2 separate regions of the Homo sapiens genome follow, and region 2 is linked to region 1. The links are chromatin contacts, found by Hi-C or POLR2A ChIA-PET in ENCODE. All regions are on one chromosome and are shown on one strand. Each heading gives the region's core, a stretch centred on a gene start or an enhancer-like site at or near the end of the contact. The rest is flanking DNA. Distances are from core to core; before and after follow the strand shown. Region 1 overlaps FRMD5 (FERM domain containing 5). Region 2 overlaps FRMD5 (FERM domain containing 5).

Region 1 (2,893 bases), core at 280-2,779:
TTTATTAAGTGTTCAATAAAAGGTGATTAGGATTCGCTCTTATTTATTTGATCTAGAGTATAAATTTTCCCATGAAGCATTTATACAGGAAAACACAATAGGCCACAGACAAGGCATCTCTGATATTGGTCATCAGAAAGACTCCAGGAGTCTGCCCAGTCACATGGGGTTCTGGAATTTAGCCAGGCTGCTGAGTGGAAACTGTTACTCTTGTTTCCTTGGCAATAGTCTGGGCATGAGAAAGATCTCAATTTTTGATAATCAAAAGTCAATGAAAAATATGCTCCTTAGGCAGGTGTCTAATTGAATGTTGTCTACTTGAAAAGTACAGTGATACAATTCACCATAACAGGGTCTTAAAAGTTTACTAATCACACAGGAATGATTACTGTTCATTCAACCTCCTTTTTCAGCAATTTATTTTTTCAGGTTTTCTAGTTAGAATTATTTGACTACCTACTTATATGGTCTGTTACCCTGACCAAGTAATACCCATGTGTTGTCTTTAAAGGTTCACTTGGTCTACACTTGGGTTCACGGACTTCTAAATGCTGGGAAACAAAGTTACATTCCTCTCACTTGCCACCTGCATTAGTTTCTGCTTCTGCATCAGTAAATTTTGCAATAAAAGATTATTGTGAAATAAGCACATATTCCCTTTCATACTCCTTTGGGAGTTAATGGGGTTATGTGCCCATCTATCTTAGGAAAATATTTCCCCCTTACTTAGCACTGTCTGGAGCAGGAAGACGTAAGGCTTGTCTAAGTCTGTGCCCCAACCTCCAAGTTGCATCCTCAGCAACTTCAGCTAATTTTAGATTTAGCTCTTTTTCCAGGCTTTGGGCAGTCTGAAACTTGGGAGCTGAGGGGGGAAGAGAAGAGTTAAGAAGCCCTAGTCAAACACCGATGAGTTCTACATGAGGCTCATTCTAGCCCTAACCTAACAACTGGGTGCTTCTAACTATTTTCCCTCTACCCAGGTTAGAGATCTCTCCAACCTGTCCACTTGTATATCCAATCCCTTCTTTTTGATACCTCAGTCCCTAAAGCTGGTTCCCTGAAACAGTGAATGTTCCTTGCTCCCCATTTCCACTGGCCTATCAGAACACTTAATTCTTGTTAGAATTCTGCTGTTTTCACTTTCTATATTTGCTTAAGACCTGGTACTATATTTAAAATTTCTGATGTAGCATATGCAGCAGTTTCCAGACTTCAGTCCAAACCCCAAAGAGCCTGCAATCATGGTGTCACAGGTGACTCTTCCGGGGCTAAGTCACAAGATATGGTTCCATACCCAAAAAACACTCTACATAACCAGTGGTTTTAAAATTTTTCTTGTCTTGCCATGCCATGCTGACAAAAGGCCATAAAGACCTTAAGGAATATACAATTGCTAGCAATTAAATCAACCTTGAACAGGTTGTATACCACTTAGGTCTGGTCTGAGCTCAAGTTTTGAACATTTACACATCTAGAACATTCTCCTAAGTGTTACTCTGGTGGTGTAAAGAAGCAACACGTCAGACTTTGCCTGTGCCTGACTGGCTGTGAGTCAAACACACAGTATCCTGGATGACTGCTATTTTGGCATTTGCTAGAATGTCTTTTGCCAAATTCCTCCAGCATTCATTTGAAGGCATCAAAATCCGTTTTACCTCCCAAAGAGTATTTGATTTTTCTTGGCCAAAAAATGCCTGTTATGATGTACTTATTAATGTTGCTAGGGTAAAACAGAAGTAATAAAATTTGGAGACCCTTTTGGATCTGTCAGGGATGTGCCATTATGCAAATGTTTCTTATTAGAGGTTGGTACCTGACTATTTTTTCTTTGGACCAACTGCCACCTGAGCAGTGTTGATCCCATTTTTTAAAAATCTATGTTTTATATTTTATGTTTATATATCATAAAACTTGAGTAGCCCCATGCTACTTTGAGGCATTTAAGAAGGTGACATCAGGTACTTTGTATTCATCAGCTGGGAGGTTTTTATTTTGTCCTGAAGCCAACTAACTAGAATGACTAAAAAATGTTATACATGTGCTCCTGACAGATCTTCCTCGTAGTAAACTCTCTCTGAAGGCACTGCTTGGATGAACTAAGTGAGAAATGTATGCTGACCTAAGAGAAGCCTCTGGCCAGAGAAACTGCGTCATATGTCACAAAAATTAAAGGAACAAATCCTAACGCAGCATTGCCCATAATATGTACTGAGAGGGCACTTGTCAACAGGATCAAAACAAGACCAGAAATGCCTACTCCAAACTCTGTGGTTTGTTTCAGACATAACAACCCTTAAGCTAGTGTCAGAGGATAAGGGCACATTTCTCCTGACCAAGGTTGAACTTCTCTCAAGTTTTTTCTTTTTTCAATCTCTTCCAGAACTAAGTTCCTTCAATTAGTCCCTCTTCACCCTCACGCACCTGCTCAACATTCTCTTATCTTCAAATTAAAAAAAAAAAACCCTCCTGGGTCCCTTCTAATTACTATTTCTGACTCTGTCTTTGAAAATAGAGGAGAGAAGTTGTTTAGAGAGTATAGGCACCGGCAGCTGGGCCCTTGCAGCCGATTGGGCTCAAATTCTCATACTGCTATTTGCATGGCTGTGTGATTGCACAAGTTACTTAACCCTTCTGCACCACAATTTCCTCATCAATAAAATGGAGCTGAAAATTGTAGTTGATCATAGTTATTAAGAGGATTAAATAAAATCGTATGTGTCAAGCACTTAGAACAAAAATCAAACTGAGTTTTACATATTCTTGAACTCACTAGCTTGTAGATTCTCTTGGATTTTTCTAATACAAAATAGTATATCATCTGTAAGTAATGACACTTGTTTCTTTCTAATCCTTATACTTTTTTGTTTTGTGCATCGGCCTTCAGTACAGTGGT
Region 2 (2,893 bases), core at 195-2,694, 49 kb after region 1:
AAGAAGAGATAAAGTTTGCCAATTAAGTCAGTGTTTTCCCAAGTGAATTCTGACTCCAACAATGGTACCAAAGGAGTGTGATGCAATTATGAACCTAAATTTCACAGGATTTTGTGCTGAAAATACTCTGTACGTGATTCACTGAAAGTGCTCATAATTCATGACAAGCTTCTCAAACACTTTCTGATTATATGCCTTAAAAGACAGATTAAAATGCCCTTCTTTTACCTTTGGACCTCAGTGGTCATATATAAATATCACAGGATATTTCATGTGATTTTTAGAAAGTGAAAAGAGAACTGGAAATATGCAAATATCCTACTCTCTTTGGTATGCTAGGAAGAAGATGAAGACATGTAATCTCACAGGACAAATCTATATGGTCCCATTTCTTCTAAATGCATCCACTAAAGCAAGAAAATTTATTTGATAAACTCCTCTTAAAATATTTAAAACAAGGATCAAGATTAGATTTCATTTTCTCATGCCAGTCTTGCATGGTTACTAATTGTAATATTTTAATGCTATGTGTTTAAATTTGGAGGACAGAATTGCTGTCCATTCATAGTCTGGAACAATTGTTTCTAACCTCTGTGATCCTGCTCAAGCTTCACTACTGGCTGATATACACCTAGCCGAGCTTCAACTGAACCCAGGATTTTTTCCCCCACTGCTTTTATTTCATTGTTCTTGAATGTCTTACTGCTTTTACTGTTATTGATGTTAGAAGTTACAATGCCTTGCTGTTTAATGCATTTGTTGTTTGTGTTAACCATTCAAGACGCTGAGATAAAAGTGGACTTGGAATAAAACGGGACACATGGGATCAAACTATGGAAATAATAAAACATTCAAAAACAATGATAAAAGCAAACAGAGAAAAGACATAAAGACATACACAGTTTAAAAGCCATTGTGTGTTAAATCAGTGGTTCATTCAGTTCAATATCTTCTTTCTGTCAGCAGCACCAGGGTAAGTTTTGTAGTAAAGCTTGTCATTTGTACTGTTTGATCTTATCCTCAAAAGGCTTGAAAGGTATCCTGAACATACCTACCTTTCATTAATAATACATTAAGGATGTGGTCATAACCTAGTCTTGGACCTGTCAGTTTTTCCATCCAGTAAATTATTTTTATCTTAATTATTAAAATGAATAATTCCATTATTTGTCTTAAAACAATAGGGAATCTAGTTCCAACTCTGCCACTGACTGGCTATTTGACCTTGGGCAATGTTTAATAACCTCTGTATCTGAATGTCCCACCTATATAATGAGGCGGCTAATCTCAAATTTTATGTTTTGACTACCAAATTTCAAGAAGATGATAACACACCTATCTTTACATTATACATACCCCCTGTTTTGCAAGCTGTAAACTTCTTCTCCCTTTGTTTTCTCTAGCCTTCAAAGAATCAATCTCTCATGGTAGAAAGAGACCGCAGAAATCACCTAATACAACCCATGGGATGCCTGAATCACCATTACAGAATTCCCCACTACCAGTCATCTTGCTCCTGTTTGGATACTATTATTGTTGGAGAGTTTTATGAACTCCCGAGGCAGCCCACTTTATTTTCAACTAATGCCAACTGTTAGAAATTCTTCTGATATGAATTCAGATATAAATGTTGATATAAATCTATCTCCTTGCAACTTCCTGGTTCTTCCCTCTGGGGCAACACAGCACAGACTTAAACCTTTTTTGTATATTATCCACATGATAGACCTTCTAATACTGGAGGAAGCTGTCACATTCTTATAAGTTTTCTCTCTTCTCCAGGCTAATAATCCTTTAGCTTTTATTCCATTGAATTGTACACTTTAAATTTAAATTGTACACTTTAAATGGTATGTGTTGTATCTCAAATTTGTTTTTTAAAAAGAACTATAGAAATGTAAGACACTTCAATTGTTATATCTCTAGTGAAAAACTGACAGCAGCTCCAACAATACATCCCTGAGCTATGAAACTCAGAGGCCACCATTCCCCATGGGCAATTATAATTCTGCCAAAAGATCGTGACTTTGATATACAATCTGGGGAAGCAATCTGGGGGTGTGGTATAAACCACATCCAGATATCATTACACACAAATGACTGTGATCTGAGCACCAAGAGATTTACCTATGGAAATCTAATATGGCTACCAGGAAATGTTCCCCTACGTACAAACTTCACTCAGCAGCTGTCATTTATATAGATTCTTATTTGGCAATTGCAACAATCAGTTTGTTGTGAATTTTAAAAGGTGAACAGGTATTCCAAATAAACAATGTGGTTTGGAGAATATTCATTAAATAGATATTATATAAGCACTATGTTCTAGAGCCTAGGAATATAAAGATACACTGAACTCACTTCTAGCCCTAACTCCTATTTGAGAAGCAAAGTGGAAAGACAGGAGATTAGACAAGAAATATAAAAAAGACTTATTTCTGTCAATAGGGTAGACCAGATAACCTAAAAAGCCTCTGCCAACAAAACTCAAAGAAACTTCAGAATAAAATATAGCAAACATTTTTTAAAAATACATAGCTAAGTTTTCAAGAAGATAAGGCAACGACTCATAGGTCAAAGTAGAAAAATTAAGTAAGAAAACAGAAGAGAAAGCAAATGACCTGATACTATGGCAGCCCTGTGGGTGGTTAGGATGCCAATACTGGTCTTGATAAGGAGCCACATAGGGCAAGAGAAGCCAAAGAGGGGTATCTCAAACCAAGTCTGGGCATTATCTTATAGGCATAGAGAGTTGTAAGAAAATATAAAATAGGGAAGCAATGGTTAATTTTGCATTTTAGAAAAATTACTCTACCAGCAGTATGGCTAATGAATTTTGAGGTAACCAAACCTGAGGAAGAGAGACAAGTTAAAAGATTATTAATAATCACAA

Evidence for each region. Hi-C counts contacts between places; a loop is a spot of excess contacts on that map. ChIA-PET counts read pairs that join two places held with the same protein, here RNA polymerase II (POLR2A). Pooled maps may share reads with other maps.
Region 2: a loop to region 1 is called in a pooled map, with 2.3 times the contacts of the local background. The contact joins two enhancer-like sites. A Hi-C loop is called at or near these places in 1 of 168 maps with a recorded cell type or tissue (psoas muscle) and 3 of 50 pooled maps. POLR2A ChIA-PET finds 5 or more read pairs at or near these places in 3 of 52 experiments (OCI-LY7, PC-9 and Panc1).

The regions. Positions count from the first base shown.
Region 1 is chr15:44,033,907-44,036,799 of GRCh38, forward strand. All of the region lies in intron 1 of FRMD5 (FERM domain containing 5), which reads right to left. Among named protein-coding and RNA genes, the nearest start is that of FRMD5, 160 kb to the right of the region's middle. Within about 2 kb of position 1,530, at least 3 of the 41 ENCODE cell types and tissues checked have a DNase peak (open chromatin) inside an H3K27ac peak, as active enhancers do.
Region 2 is chr15:44,082,892-44,085,784 of GRCh38, forward strand. The region is part of intron 1 of FRMD5 (FERM domain containing 5); the gene reads right to left. Among named protein-coding and RNA genes, the nearest start is that of FRMD5, 110 kb to the right of the region's middle. Within about 2 kb of position 1,445, at least 2 of the 41 ENCODE cell types and tissues checked have a DNase peak (open chromatin) inside an H3K27ac peak, as active enhancers do.